Linked DNA regions of Homo sapiens: region 1 is linked to region 2. A link is a contact called in ENCODE Hi-C data. All regions are on one chromosome and are shown on one strand. The core of a region is the stretch at or near the end of the contact, and the rest is flanking DNA. Distances in the headings are between cores, read along the strand shown.

What was found. Hi-C counts contacts between places; a loop is a spot of excess contacts on that map. Pooled maps may share reads with other maps.
Region 1: a loop to region 2 is called in a map with no recorded cell type, with 4 times the contacts of the local background. The contact joins the promoter of GUCA2B here to the enhancer-like site in region 2. A Hi-C loop is called at or near these places in 6 of 37 single-sample maps with no recorded cell type and 6 of 50 pooled maps.

The regions. Positions count from the first base shown.
Region 1 is chr1:42,150,377-42,157,909 of GRCh38, reverse strand. It overlaps GUCA2B (guanylate cyclase activator 2B), which reads right to left and starts at 4,500. Exons shown (of 3, transcript NM_007102.3): 1 at 4,370-4,500; 2 at 3,044-3,230; 3 at 2,090-2,375. The coding sequence starts at 4,459. The coding sequence ends at 2,314.
Region 2 is chr1:41,512,582-41,520,257 of GRCh38, reverse strand. HIVEP3 (HIVEP zinc finger 3) reads left to right here. Exons shown (of 9, transcript NM_024503.5): 7 at 1,770-1,856; 8 at 6,508-7,442. Among named protein-coding and RNA genes, the nearest start is that of EDN2, 32 kb to the right of the region's middle. RefSeq lists enhancers at 1,451-1,500, 6,730-7,230 and a silencer at 3,906-4,085. Within about 2 kb of position 5,102, at least 12 of the 41 ENCODE cell types and tissues checked have a DNase peak (open chromatin) inside an H3K27ac peak, as active enhancers do.

The sequences.
Region 1 (7,533 bases), core at 3,251-5,750, 640 kb before region 2:
AGCAGCACTTCTCTTTGCTGTCTCCAGCAGGCAGGTGGGAAGCCAGCGTAGCTGCAGGAAGCAGTGGGAGATAAGTCTAGATCTAGCTAGTGCACGAGCTCTGGTTAGACTTGGTAGGTGGCAGTGTGGAGCCATGGAGGAGTAGGGGCACCATCAGAGTTGTGCTGCGGTGCTCCTCTGGCATGGTGGGCATGGAGGGCCCACAGGACGCAGGGCCAGGAAGGAAGGTCTGGCCTGGCCCAAAGGTAGTGATAAAGGCCCCAGTGAGTGAGGATGGAGGGGTGAGAAGTAGGGGCCCAGAGAACTGCAGGAGGCATTGCAAAGGCCCTTCACCAGCCTTGCCTGTGGGGTGACGGCAAGGAGGAACCTGTAGTCTGGGAGATTGCAGGACTCATGAGCAGAACTAAGCTGCTGTCTTGGGCATGCACCCGGGTCTTCGGGAGCTGAGTTCAGATGGCACAGCCTCTTGGCCTCCAACTTTGCTCCTCCGCGGCTGTCCAGGACCAAGGCTTTGGGGGACCCCACTCTGGAAAGGCCCTGCTCCCAGAAGTTCCCAGCATGGCTCCCAGCCTGAATAAAGGCACTGAGGTTGGCTGCAAGGATGTGGAGGCTGCACTGGGTCCCCATGAGGCATCATCCGCTGGAGCAAGGGAGTAATATGGTGGTCAGAGCATGGACCCTGGCCCACATGTCCTGGGAAGTGCCCTGTCTTGTCATTTTGCTTGGTCTATGATCTGGGCTTAGTTTTTCTCTCTGTACCTGACTCTTCTTAGACTGGGTGGGGTGATAATAACAGTATCTGCTTCATCGGTCTGTTGTGAGGACTCCATGAGTTACCATGAGTGCCAAGTGAGTAGGATAGTGCCTGGGATAGAGTGAATGCTCAATAAACATTGGCTGTTATAATTATAATAATAATAATTATTTTTATTTTTTTTTCATTTTTTTTCTGAGACAGGGTCTTGTTCTTGTCACCCAGGATGGAGTGCAGTGCTGCAATCTCGGCTCACTGCAACATCCGCCTCCTGGGCTCAAGTGATTCTCTTGCCTCAGCCTCCTGAGTAGCTGCGATTACACGTCTGGCTAATTTTTGTATTTAGTAAAGACGGGGTTTCGCCATGTTGGCCAGGCTGGTCTTAAACTCCCGACCTCAGTGATCCTCCCACCTTGACCTCCCAAAGTGCTGGGGTTACAGGTGTGAGTCACCACACCCAGCCTATAATTATTATTATTTTTAAATACAAGGTCTTGCTCTGTTGCCAAGGCTGGAGTTCAGTGGTGTGATCACAGCTCACTATGGCCTCAACCTCCCAGGTTCAAGTGATCCTCCTGTCTCAGCCTCCTGTGTAGCTGGAACTACAGGCAAGTGCCAATACTTCTGGCTAACTTTCAATTTTTTCATAGAGATGGGATCTCCCTACGTTGCCCGGGTTTGTCTCAAACTCATGGCCTCAAGCAATCCTCCCATCATGGCCTCCTAAAGTACTGGAATTACAGGTGTGAGCCACTGTGCCTGGCGTTTGTTGGCTATTAATTATTATTAATATTCCTCAGGCTGCCAGGATGGAGAGAGGGTGGGAAGGCCTCCCAGCTGGAGCTGGCCAGATGGTCCCTGTGGGGCTGGGAAAAGTGGGAGCTTGGGAATGAGGATGAAGGCCAAGGGCCGATCTTCTCACGCAGACCCCAGGCAGAGTCGGCCCTGATTACAGCTTGGGAGGACATGCTGCTTGAATCTTCCCTCCACTCTCTCCTTCTGTCTCACCTCCTCCCTGCCCCAACCCCACTCCTGCGTCAGGAGCACAGTTGCTCTTGCTCCGAAGCTGGGGAGGCCTTGAGTTCAGCCTGGGGGTCGCCAGGTCTGGCTGGCTCTGGGGCTTCTGAGCTCTGTGATCCTGGATGCCTCATTCCTGCTCCGAGCCTCAGCTCCCTCATATTCGGGATGGGGTTCAATCAACTCCCCGGGCCTTGAAAACTTCAGGAAAATTCCTGCCTGGTATTTTTAGTCCCGTCTTTCTCCTCAATCCACACTTCTTCTCCAGAAGCTCCTCCCATGGCTCCTGGGGATGAACAAAGGACACGTGGACTCGTGTGTTGTAGAATCTTTATTCAGGAGCTGGGCTGCCTCAGGGGCCTCCCCCTCCAACTCTATGTCCGATTGCTTTGTACCAGATCCAGCTGCTCAGGCCCTGGAAGGGTGGTGATGACCATGGTGGCCAGGGACCCATCTTGAGCATGGACGGGGATGGAAGCCTGCCAGGGTGGTGGGCTGAAGGGCGAGGTGTCCCTGGTGGGCTCAGGGTACCCAGGGCTATCTCAGAGGCAGCCGGTACACGCAACGTTCACACACAGCTCACAGTCGTCGTTAGCGATGGTCCCTGGGCAGGGAGAGAACTGGTCAGTTGACCTGAACCTGGGCCCTCTGTGGCCAGGCAGCAGAAGAGGTCTGCTTGGGAATGGGCGGCATCTTCCACAGACTGGGAGCAGGAACGTCTAGAGGTGGAGTGAGGGCTTGGGTTCAAGTCCCAGATGCTCTCCTTCCTAGCGGCCACTGGGCAAGTCACTCACACTCCCTGTGCCTGAGATTTCTTGTTTGCTAAATGGACAGGGTCACTGTGAGGAGATAATGCAGGACCGACAAGTCCCGGCACACAGTAGGTGCTCAGTAAGTGCTAGCTAGTTGCTACATTCTCGTGCCTGGCTCTGCACGATCCCTCAGGTTTCAGCTTGGCTGACACCTCCTCTTGGAAGCCTTTCACACCCCTGTCCCATCGCAGATGTCAGCCAGCTCTCCTCTCTGCTCCACGCAGCCATTGTCTGTTGATGGGTCTGTGCCTGGCGTGGACTAAGGGGACGAAGCAGGTTCCAGGCATGCCTGACTCACAGTGCCCAAACCGGGGAGTCCTGGGAGCCAGTGGGACAGGGCCTGAGTTACTTGAATCTCCCCATCCTCAGCCGCTGGGTGCTTAAGAGAAACAACCCAGGTGGAGGAGCCTGGGCGTGGGAGGAGACAGAGCGAGGTTCTGCAGGGAGCGGGGGCACTTACTCAGGGTCTTGAAGATGCTGGAAGCCTCCTGCGAGGCGCAGACAGGCTGAAGGTCCTGAGGCAGAGCAGGGTGGTGGCACACGGCGGGCAGGAGGCTCTGGGCCTGCAGGCGGGGGCTGGGTGCCCACTGTGCCTCCAGGTCACTCAGCTTCTTCATGGATTCCAGCTGGACCCGGAAGCCTTGGTACTACAGACAGGGGAGAGGAGATAGGAGCAGGTCAAGACCTGGTCCAGGGGCAGGCACTGCCATGACACCCAGGGTTGCTCAAACCCTGCAGATCCTCCAGAGCCTTCCCCGTCTCTATGGGAAGTCCAGGGCCACACTGGAAAGAGCCGCTGCGGTGAGAGGTGTGAGGAAGAAGCAGCGGGGCTGTGGAGCACAGTGGTTCGAGGCTTTAGAGACAGACAAGCCCTGGTTCAAATCCCACCTCTGCCCATGACCGGCTGCCTGTCTGTTCCCCACTCAGCCTCAGTTCCCTCATCTGACATCTCCCGTGGGGGCCTGGTACCAGGGCACAATCACTAACTGAGTACGCCTGCCTGAGCTCACATGGCAGAGTGATGGCAGCCCCAAGTAGCTGGTCTCTGAGGCCAGGGCTGTTGGGGAGGCCAAGTCTCCTGCACCCCTCTCTGGGACCCACTTTGTTCTTCCCAAGGAGACCATGCCCAGAGTCAGGGATGTGACACCCAGGGCCACAGACGTCTCTGCTATGCTGGGCGAGGCCAGCAGCATCCCCTGTGACGTGGCAGACAGGCCCTGCTGTGACGACTACTGCCACTCTCCCATGCCCCCTGGAAGGGCACTGGAACCCCCATAGTCTTCTATCTGGTCTTTGCACATGCTGTGCCCCTTGGCCTGGAACAGTTTCCCCATCATCTGTGTCTGGCAACCTCCTGTTCATCTTGCAATGCCAGCTCAAGGGTTACTTCTCAGGAAAATTTTTCTGGAGCCTGTCCTCCTCCACCTACATGTGGGTGAATATACGGAACTGTGGGAGCATAACAGGGTGTCTCCTTCCCTTTCTGGCCTCCTCCCATGCAAGGAGGAGCCTTCTGTTCCACACCCTGACCTCTGTGACCAGCACGGGCCTTTGAGGGGAGCAGCGCTGAATCAGTTTGGTGTTGTCATTGCCATCATCACTGCCATCAACATCTGGCTGCCCCCACCCACCAGCTGCCTTGGTCTCTGGGCTGTGATGGGTGTTGGGCTGAGCCCCGGGCCCCGTGCTCCCCCGGTGCCCCTCTGAATTCCCAGTACACCCTCTCCAGCCTAGCCTCCCACCATGGGGCCCTTCAGGCAAAGGGAACGCTGGCCAAGGGACTCACCTGGATGTAGACTGACTGTGTGCTCTGCAGCAGCAGCAGGAGGACCACGGCCACTCCTGGCAGGAGCCCTGATGCAGCCCTGCAGCCCATCGCGCTCCCTGGGTTCCCCCTGCCGCTGTCCACCGTCTCCCATCTGTGTCCCTGCCTAGCACCTCCTTATAGGTCAGGCTCAGGAGTCCTGGTCACTCATTAACTGGCCAGCTGGGGTGGGGTTGACAGCTAGCTGGCTCTCTGACAAGCCGGGGCTGGTTCCTAGGAAGGGGGTTGGGGGCGAGGAGGGCAGGAGCCCAGAGTCTATGGGAACACAGTGCTTGAACACCGAGTGCCTGCCATGTGCCGGGCTCTCCATGGGGGCCTTGGAGCACACCATCATTCACTCCTCAAGACACCTGTGTGGGTGTGATGACGGGGAGGCCATTTTACAGACAGGAAAAGTGAGGCTCAGGAGGGAGGGTGGCTTTCCCCAGGTCACGGAGCTAGTTAATGTCAGAGAAGGGGCTCCAGCCAGGTGTCCTTGGCCCAGGTCAGCCCATGGTCCTTTCTCTGGGGGAAGGATACAGACAGAGAGGCTGGTCCAGGGCAAAGTGGGCAGACACTGCTGATTTCAGGGTTCTCAAGACCCCACTCCCCCAAGACCCACATCTCTCTCACTCCCTCTCCTCAGTGCTATTTAACGACTATCTTTCAGACCAGTCCTGGCCCCACGTTTTGAACCTGCCTCTGCTTGCCATCTCCCACCTGTGCCTGGGTGCTTCAGGCCATGTTTGACCCATCTCACCTGTCTGTGCTTTCAGAAGCCAATAGCCTAATCCAGCATGGAGGAAAAGGCAGTAGTGTTGGAGGCAGATTGACCCGCATTCAAATCCTAGTCCTGCTGCAGCTGTGTGATTTAGGATACGTCACATCAATTCTAATGGAATCTTAGTTTTCTCTTCCATCAAATGGGCATGATACAACCCCTCTCGTAAGGTTGCTGTGAGGGCCCCGGCCCACCTGAGGTTGCCCTTATCTCCTGGGTAATGCATCCATAGCAGCCCCTGAATCTTACAGTTGCCTTCTAGGCAATGCATAACCTACTGCCCCAGTGGTTGAAGGTTGGGTCAGAGAGAAGAGGGCAAAGTCTCTAAGGGTGATATCACCACTGCCATACCAGGCAGCTGTAAACAGTGCGTGTGCCAGGGCTCAGCTCTGCCAGGCACAGACTCTGGCATGTGGCAGGCTCCCCTGACATTGAGCCTGAACGTTGGATTGAAGCCCTGATAGCTCACCTTGGCATTTAAGATGCCACTCCCAAAAGTGGCTAAAATCTGATGTCATCGTGCTTCCCCATACCAACCCTATTTGCACAGGTCTAATCCCATCTCATGTCTTTGCCTACTCATTCCACCTGCCTGAAATGCCATCTTCCTTTTTCTTATCTCAGACTGAAATGAAGAAGAAGCTCAAGTGAACTTTGGAATTTCTTATGTATTGCTTTGAATCCAGACTTCAGCCTTTGCTCTTTAGAGTCTATGGAAATGAAGGGAATCTTACATGCCCTCTAATCTGTAAAATGAAAACAACCATCTGGGAATAATAGCTCTCATTTCTTGAATACTGTGCACAAAGCTATGTTATAGTCGTAATCCCATTGAATCCTAAAGGATAGGCATAATGGTTATTCCCATTTTACAGATGAGTAACCTGAGGCCCAATGAAGCACCATGTTTGTTGTCACTGTGGGAGCAAGAGGGGTAAGCAGATTTTCTACCTGGAATTCTTGCCTTTGCTCAGCCTGTGGTGTTATAGAAAAAGGAACTGAGGACTTAGAGATGAGGAGAGCTGGGTTCAAACCCGAATGACAGCACTTACCAGCTGTGTGATCTTTGGTACATTACTTAGCTTCTCTGAGCCTCCGCTTCTTCATCAGTAAAGTAGAGAAAATAGTAATAATAATTTTTAAAAAGACCTCATAGTGGTTGTTGTAAGGAAAAACTGAACGATACCTGTCCCAGGAGAGCCTGTGACTCTCCCTAAAACCAACCATTTCCCCAGCATGTGCCTGGCTTATGGGGGATGCGTCATGAAGGGGGGTTTCCCTGCCTCTCCTTATGTAACTCCCATGACAAGCCCCATCTCTCAATCTATAGCAGGACCAGTGCTGCTTTCTGACATGCACAGGCTGAACTCAATGCTGGGCTGGAATGTCCATACTTGGGTCTGATCAACTGTAGGACCTTGGACAAGCGACGACCTCTGTGATCTCAGTTTCTCATTTGTAAAAATAATGTGACGTCTCCAGTGTTTGAGGTTGTTATGAGGCTGCTTGATACCTAAATCTATGGTCTTTCCACGAGAGGAAGCTCATCTCCCTTGACCCCCACATCAATGGGACATAGCGGTAGGGTCTGGGGGCCCCTTGGCCATGGTGTCTGTCCTTTCCTCGCCCTGTGGCTCCTCCAGCCAGGGCCCGTCATGTGTCAGTCTTCCCTGGGAACCAGGTATGACTTCCCTATCTGCCTAACATGACTCAAGTTTATTTGTCAAACCCACCTCCTCCTAATCTCTTTCTAAATGACCCACCATCCATCACAACCAACTTGGCCACAGACGCAAATCCTTGACGCTACCCCTGGCCAGCCCATGTGCATTGACGTGGTATTATCAGGGCACTTCCTTCTTTAGGGATGTGGGAAGTGACTGTCACAAGAGCCTGGAGTTCACCCTGTGTGGAAGCCTCAATCACAGATGTGGGGTGGGTGACAGTTTGCCCATGTGCATTTGGGCAGCTCCGCTCTCTACCCTGGCCTCGCTGCTCAGTGCCCACTGCTATGGTGCCCAGAGCCCAGGGCTCTCCCTGCCCCAAACTGCTCAGTTCCCCACAGCATTTGTCATAGCTGACCACTCCATCTTTCTTGGAGTAAAGTGCTTTCACCATTTGACTCCTGGGACTCTCCACATTTTCTGCCAATCTCTCTGGCTCCATATTCTCAGCTTCCTTCCTTGGTTTTTCCTTCTCTTCCTGACCTCTAGGTGTTAGAGTGCCCAGGGGGCACCAAGGCTGTCTTTGGACGTCTTTCTTCCTGTCTGTAATCACCCCCTTGGCGATTTATCCCATCACAAGGGCTTTAATACCATCAACACTCTGTTTACTCCATAGCCTGGCCTTTCTTCTCAATCCCAAA
Region 2 (7,676 bases), core at 3,853-6,352:
CTGCCCTTGACTTGGACACCTCAGGGAATCCCAGCTTAAGGGTCCCCCATTAACCTCTTAGCAAAACCCTAAATATTTCTTCTAATTCTAGGAATGATTAAGAAGCACCCTTCAGTTCATCCATGGGCCCTCTCCCTGGTCACCTATCCATCCATCTCATCTAATTGTTTTCCTGTTCATTTATCTGCTCATCCTATCTGTTCCTACCATTCTCCCATTTGTCCTCCCACCCATCCAACTTCCCATTCTTTCATCCTTCTGTCTGTACTCTCATGCATGTAATAGTGCATGTATCCATTCATCCATCCAACCAGCCATTCTTCCATTCTTCCATTCATCCACGTCTCTGTCCTCCCATCCAGCTCTCCATCATCTCATCTGTTTATTGACCCATTCTCCATCTATCCTTCCATTTGTTTTCATCTACTCACCTATCCTCCGTCTGCCTATTCATCTCCTTATCTGCTCATCTAGCGTTCCATCCTTCTGTCTATCCTCTTCCTGTTCTTCATTCTCTTTATATTTCCTTTATCCACTTTATCTATCCACGCACCAATCGCTCTATTCATCCACTCCAGGAGGCTTAGCTCTTTCCATTCTTCTCTCCTCCATCCATCCATTCAAACTTACCAATTCATTAGACTAATGGGACAGAGCACCTGACTCAGGGAACTTATGACTTATGATGTTAATGACCATATGGAAATATAGCCATCCCCAGGGCAACAGTGAGCACATCACGGTTTGGGAGTAGCTGCTGGGCCCAAAGGAATATCCTGAGGCATCTGGCCTGTGTTCTTCTGGGGCAGGCTGGGATGCTCTGCCTGTCCTTCCTAGAACGCTCCTGTCCACAGAGCTGTGTGGCCTGTGAAATGTTGTGCACCTGTTGGGGAACTGAAGCTGTTGCTACTGTTCCCTGATTCCACAGAGCTGCTGCCTCCACTCTTCAGCTTGTGGGCTGGACCTACAACTTGGGGCAAAGTCAGCCTCCCCTCTGAGGGCTTTGTAGGCATGGAGCAGGACAGAGGCCTTGCCCAGGCCTTCCCTGAACCACCCTGGTCCTGTGTCTGCACTGTAGATTGGCCTGGGGAAACTGAAGGCCCAGAAATGGGACTTCTCTATGGAAACCAAGCTTGGGCCCCCAGCCTTGTGGCTCCTGAGTCCCTGGCTAGTAGACTTCCCTACTCTCACCTTCTGCCCTCTCGCCATGCCTAATATTAAATTTGCCCTGGTTTCTCTACCTACACTTTAGAATTCTGCCCTGTGAGCTGCCCTAGAGGTGTCCTCAGCCAGAAGGGCATGCTCAGTCCTCACCCGTCATGCCGGTCAATGGGAGCCTCCCACGTCATCCCACACTTGAGATGGCCAATAGTCCTGCCTGATGAGTGTCACCAGCTACTAGGGCCAGACTTAAATCAGAAGCAAAAAAAAAAAAAAAAACCTATTGCACTTGAGTTGTCTTTTAATTTCTTTTTTGTTTGTTTTTTAACCAGCATCTCACTTCCTCATTATACTGTCTGTCCCCTCACAGCCCTCGCCCACCCCACCTAGCTGCTGTGCACTGCCCTGAACAGCAGCTGTGGCTACACTTCTGGGCCTGAGCACCGGGGCAGAGGGATACCCCAGCTCCTGCCCAGCCCTGCAGCTGGCAGGGCCTTGACTGGCCTGAGAAACCATGGCCTGCCGGCCAGGTGCTACCTCCATGAGCCCTGGGTCCGCCCTGGCCTCCTGCCCCATAGCAGAGCCTAAGTATTCTCGTTTCTTTCTAGGGAATCTGACTAAGCACATGAAGTCGAAGGCCCACAGCAAAAAGTGCCAAGAGACAGGGGTGCTGGAGGAGCTGGAAGCCGAAGAAGGTAACAATTGCCAACCTTCTCCGTCCCCTTTCCCCTTGTCCGCTTTCCCTATCCTCCTCCACCTTTCCTGCTTGCCTTCCCTGCTTCCTTTCTGTCTGCTTTGCCCCATTCCCCCTCCTCCCCTCTCTCCCTCCAATAGCTTCACCTTCAGTTCTCCCAAGTATCAGACAAAGGTTAAATTCCCTGAATGATCGAGCCACCTCCCCACATGCTGATAGGATATGCTCTGCAGCCCTAGCTATCATGCATTACCATCTGCCATGCAGGTGGAGCGCCTGGCACCCATGGGTGCTCAGTGAATGTTTACTGAATAAATGCACACAAGAGAACTTACAGCCAACGTTGATTGAGTGCCCACTATGTGTCAGGCGGGTTCTAAATGCATGCCCTGAATTATCCCAGCCAACCCCTCATAGTGACACTGTGGGACACATACTCTCCGAAGCTCCACACCCACACTCCTGCCTACACACTCTGGCATGGGCCTGACACATGGGCCTTTTGGAGCTAGGAGAGTTTCAAAAAAGCCCAAACCAGACCTGACAGCCGCTTGTCACCTCCCAGCCCCATCCCCGTACACACCCCGGCCATGGTGGTCAATCCCCAGGAGGCATCTTAGAGTCAGTCTCTGAGAAGACAGGGCAGAGGAGTCGAAGCCAGTGGGTCTGGCTGAGCACTGCCCAGCCTCAGCAGTCAGGCAGGTGGCCAGAGGGGCTTTGGTGGTGGACGGCAGTCCCTCCAACAGAAGGAGGCTGGAGCCATCTCGCCAGCACCAAGCAAAGCAGGAAGCATACTGATTCCCTGAAATCAGCCCCAGGACTTAGAGTGTGACAGAGAGGAGTGTGTATGCACGCACTGTGTGTCTTGTTCTGTTTTTGTTTTTCCAATTTGGGGATGTATTTGTGGTCTTACAAAAAAGAGTTAAGTCATATTTCCTTTTAGGTGGAATAAGTCATTTTTATAGAGGAGAACACAGTGAACTTGGGGCTGTTCCCCCCCAAAGCTAGAATGGGGTTCACTATGCTTGTCAAGGATACACTGGGCCATATGCACATGTTGTCTCATTGAGTCCTCAAAACAGGTGGCAGAAACTTGTGTCACTCATGTTAAGTCAGGGAAGTCAAAGCTCAGACAGGTAAAAATAGCCCAAGGTCACACAAAAACCCTGGCTGCATGCCAGTCCACTGCCTGGTGGGCTGGACCAGGGGAGCCTGAACCTAAGCCAGAGCCCTCCCCTGAGGTCCCTGCCCTGCCCCAGCCTCATTTTCCCAGTGGAGCAAACGAGGATGCTCAGAGCCACTTTTCGGAGGACGAAATCCATGCATTCATTCCAGAAGTAATTACTGGGCACAGTCTCTGTGCCTGGCTCTGTTCTGGGTGCTGGGGGTTCCGCAATAAATAAAACAGCTCCTGCCCTCAGGCAGTCGGCATGGCAGGGGAGCTGGGCAAGGAACGATGGTGGAGTAGAGCAGGGGCCCTGCCTGTGAAGCCAAAGAGAAAGCAGAAGAGCCAAGTGAGGGCTGGGGCCCGTGGGGAGGGCCGCTGTGCTAGACAGGGCGGTGTGAGCAGAGAACCCACCCGGAGGAACCGGGGTCAGGAGCCACGTGGGGTCAGGGAGGAGCTCTCCTGCAGAGGGAGCAGCAGGTGTGGGGTCCCCGGGGGCCACGGCGCTTGGCCCGCGTGCTGGAGCCCGCTGGACGCGGGGGCAGCCGGTTCAGAGAGAGCTAGAGCCTGAGGGCTGAAGGGCATGGGGGGGTGCCCTGGAGCGGAGGAGAGAGGCAGGGCGTCCTCTGGCCTGTGCCGTGGGCGCGGGGAGCACGGGTGTGCTCAGGAGGTGGAAAAGCGGCGGGATTCTGGGGAGGTTCCGGAGGGAGAGCCCACAGGCTCAGATGACCCCATATGGGGCAGAAGAGAGGGGGAAGAACGAAAAGGAGCCATGGAGGACTCCAAGGATTACGGCCCAAGAGACTGAAGGATGGAGTTTCCACTTCCCGCGACGAGACAGATGCCGGGGGGAGCGGCAGGAGTTCGTGTCTGTGGGACGCGAGGTGGCGCGTGGGAGAACTGCCTGGAAGGAGCCAGGCGCCCCGGCCCTGCCCATGGTGCTGGCCAGGCTGGGCGCTAGCGCCACCGTGTGGCCTCTCCCAGCGGCGCCCGCCGCGCGCTCAAGCTCTCTCATTTGTGGAGCGTTGGCCTGGATCCCAGCAGGGGCGGGGCCGCCCAGCCAGGGGCATTCCCTCAGCGCCCTGCAGGAACGCAGATGTGGAGGCCCCGGCCAGCCCCGAGCTGGGCAGGGGACTCTTGGCTTCCAGCATTCATGCACTGAGTGCCCAGGACGGGCCATTACCCCCACTGGGTCTCAACTTCCACATTAGTAAAGAGGATCTTTAGGAGCCCTCCCTGCTGGACATCAGGAGACGCTGGTCCTGACTCTCCTTCACTCCTAACACTACCCCTGTGACCTTCATCTGCAAAATGCTGACAATCCCACCCCAGCTACCTGCCTGCTGAGACTGGGGGGACAGGGTATCATGGGATGACAGGAGCTGAAGTTTATTGGGTACTTACTGTGTGCCAGACCCTCACAGTCCTCTGAACAGCTTCCTAGAGTGCTTTTATTGCTACCCAGTTTACAGATGAGGAAACCAGACACACAGAAAGTAAAGTATCCAACGTCACACAGCAAGGAAGTGGTAGTGCTGAGATTCAAACCCGACCATTCCCTGCTTCTTAGTGCAGCACATCATTTTTAAACTGTCAGCGTAATAATGCAAGGGCTGTAAACCTTAGTTCTGACTCAGCCACCAGCTCTCACTGGGTCATCTGTGCCTGGATTTTGCTGTATGTAAATGAGGGGCAGGGCCAGGTGAACAGGTGTTGAATTAGGCCCCTCCCAAAGTCCTAGGCAAGGGAGGTAAATGCCTGGGGCATAACTACAAAGTTCACCCCCATCCCCAGCCCTGCTCTCATCCTAATCCTTCATTCCTCCTCTGGTCTCATCACCCTGCCTCTAGCCTCAGGGGCCTCCTTTTGCCTGCCAGCCCCAGCTCCACCCCATAGCTTTTGACCTACATCCGGCTGAATGCCCACTTTTGTCCACTTTGGACATCTGACTGCTGCATATTGAGTGACTTGGAAGTGCTAGTTCCGGGCTTTCTGGCCCCGGGGCAGCTGGGCATGGTTGAGAGCCAAAGCCTAGCTGCCCCAGCGGCCTGAGTCAGTTTCTGTGCCAGCCCTCCTGGTCAGGTGGGTGCAGTACTGATATGTGTGAGCGATGGGGCTGGCTGGCCAGCTCAACCCACCTGTCAGCAACCTCACTCTGCAGACCAGAAACAGGTTCCAATGGTCTAGTGATGGGCCAGCGAACAGGCCAGATGTTAGCGGAGCTCTCCCCAGCATCCGGATTGCTGTCCATTTCAGAGATGCCCAAACTAGACTCCTGACATGTTAGAGGTGACCCGACTGGTTGGGGTCATCCCAGAGGAATCAGACCAGGAGGCTAGTATTCCAGAGCCCTAACCCCCACTTTTAGACTCTATTCAATAACTCTGTCATTATTCTTATAGTCTGTTTAAGGAGTGCAAGTGACCTAAATGTCCAACAATATCTGAAACAAGTATCACAATTTTGTTTTTTGTTTACTCTTGTGAACAATTGCTTCCAAGTCACTCAACATGCAGCAGTCAGATGTCCAAAGTGGACAAAAGTGGGCATTCAGCCACATGTAGGTCGAAAACTATGGGGTGGAGCTGGGGCTGGCAGGCAATGGGAGGGCCCCGAGGCTAGAGGCAGCCTGGACTTCAAAAGGGCAGTGGCTCCTCAGATAAGAGCGTGGCTGGGATGGGGACCTGCTCTGCAGCCTGAGGCCAGCTTAGTCAAGCCGCCCACAGAGGCCAGAGTCCGCCACCTGCCAGATGCCATTGTGCCAGCCACCGGGAGCCTGGTCACCGTGGCAGATGTGTGTGTACACTGACCACGGATGGCTCTGTGCTGCTGGACCAGCCAGTGTGACTGCCCTGTCCTGGAATAACAGATTTCATCATTAATGTATTAATATGGTAGCTATAATTATTTTTAAGCCCTCAATATGTGCCAGGCCTTCATTTTAGTCCTCCTAGAAAACCTGGTGAGGTGAGACCATCACATTCATTCGACAAAGGGGGAGACCAAGCAGAGCAAGGTGGTAAGTTGCCCATGGTGAAGCCAGCACTGAGATGCTAGTGAAACAAACAAACAAACAAACAAACAAACAAAGACTGTCTTCTTTGCTATGGCTCAATCCCAGCCCTACTGCTGTCTTCCATGGGCAAGTTACTTACTTTCTCTTACCTCAGTTTCCTCATCTGTAACATGAGGATGAGAACAGTACCAGCTTCACAGGATTCTCTGAGGTCTAAATGAATAAATATACCTAAAGCTCTCAGAACTGAACATTGCACATTCTAGGCATAAGGGAATTATTGTTCATTATTATTTACAAAGCGCTCCCATATCTGTTACGTTTCTTGGTTGTCCCAACAATCTTGTGCCCTTGCGATGGCTATTTTGCCCAGTCAGCAGGCAAGGAAACTGGGGCTCAGAGAGGAGCAGCCGTGTGGGCAGTGGGGCCAAGGCCCAACTGTGACCTTGGGTCTTCTGTGTTTGCCCTCAGGAACCAGTGACGACCTGTTCCAGGACTCGGAAGGACGAGAGGGTTCAGAGGCTGTGGAGGAGCACCAGTTTTCGGACCTGGAGGACTCGGACTCAGACTCAGACCTGGACGAAGACGAGGATGAGGATGAGGAGGAGAGCCAGGATGAGCTGTCCAGACCATCCTCAGAGGCGCCCCCGCCTGGCCCACCACATGCACTGCGGGCAGACTCCTCACCCATCCTGGGCCCTCAGCCCCCAGATGCCCCCGCCTCTGGCACGGAGGCTACACGAGGCAGCTCGGTCTCGGAAGCTGAGCGCCTGACAGCCAGCAGCTGCTCCATGTCCAGCCAGAGCATGCCGGGCCTCCCCTGGCTGGGACCGGCCCCTCTGGGCTCTGTGGAGAAAGACACAGGCTCAGCCTTGAGCTACAAGCCTGTGTCCCCAAGAAGACCGTGGTCCCCAAGCAAAGAAGCAGGCAGCCGTCCACCACTAGCCCGCAAACACTCGCTAACCAAAAACGACTCATCTCCCCAGCGATGCTCCCCGGCCCGAGAACCACAGGCCTCAGCCCCAAGCCCACCTGGCCTGCACGTGGACCCAGGAAGGGGCATGGGCGCTCTCCCTTGTGGGTCTCCAAGACTTCAGCTGTCTCCTCTCACCCTCTGCCCCCTGGGAAGAGAACTGGCCCCTCGAGCACATGTGCTCTCCAAACTCGAGGGTACCACCGACCCAGGCCTCCCCAGATACTCGCCCACCAGGAGATGGTCTCCAGGTCAGGCCGAGTCACCACCACGGTCAGCGCCGCCAGGGAAGTGGGCCTTGGCTGGGCCGGGCAGCCCCTCAGCGGGGGAGCATGGCCCAGGCTTGGGGCTGGACCCACGGGTTCTCTTCCCGCCCGCGCCTCTACCTCACAAGCTCCTCAGCAGAAGCCCAGAGACCTGCGCCTCCCCGTGGGTGAGTTCCTGCCCCTGGTGGCTGGGCCGCTTCTCCCCTGTGGGTGCAGGGGTTGCAAGTTCACACCCTCCTGGGTATCACACCTGGAACTAAACAGCTCTGCCAGCTCAGTAGTTATTAATAATTTCGCAAACATTTATTAGGCACCTACTGTGCCATGCACCATGCTGGCTGCCCTAAATCAGCTGGCTTATTAAACTTTATTTTAGCCTCAGAAGCACAGAGCATGGACTC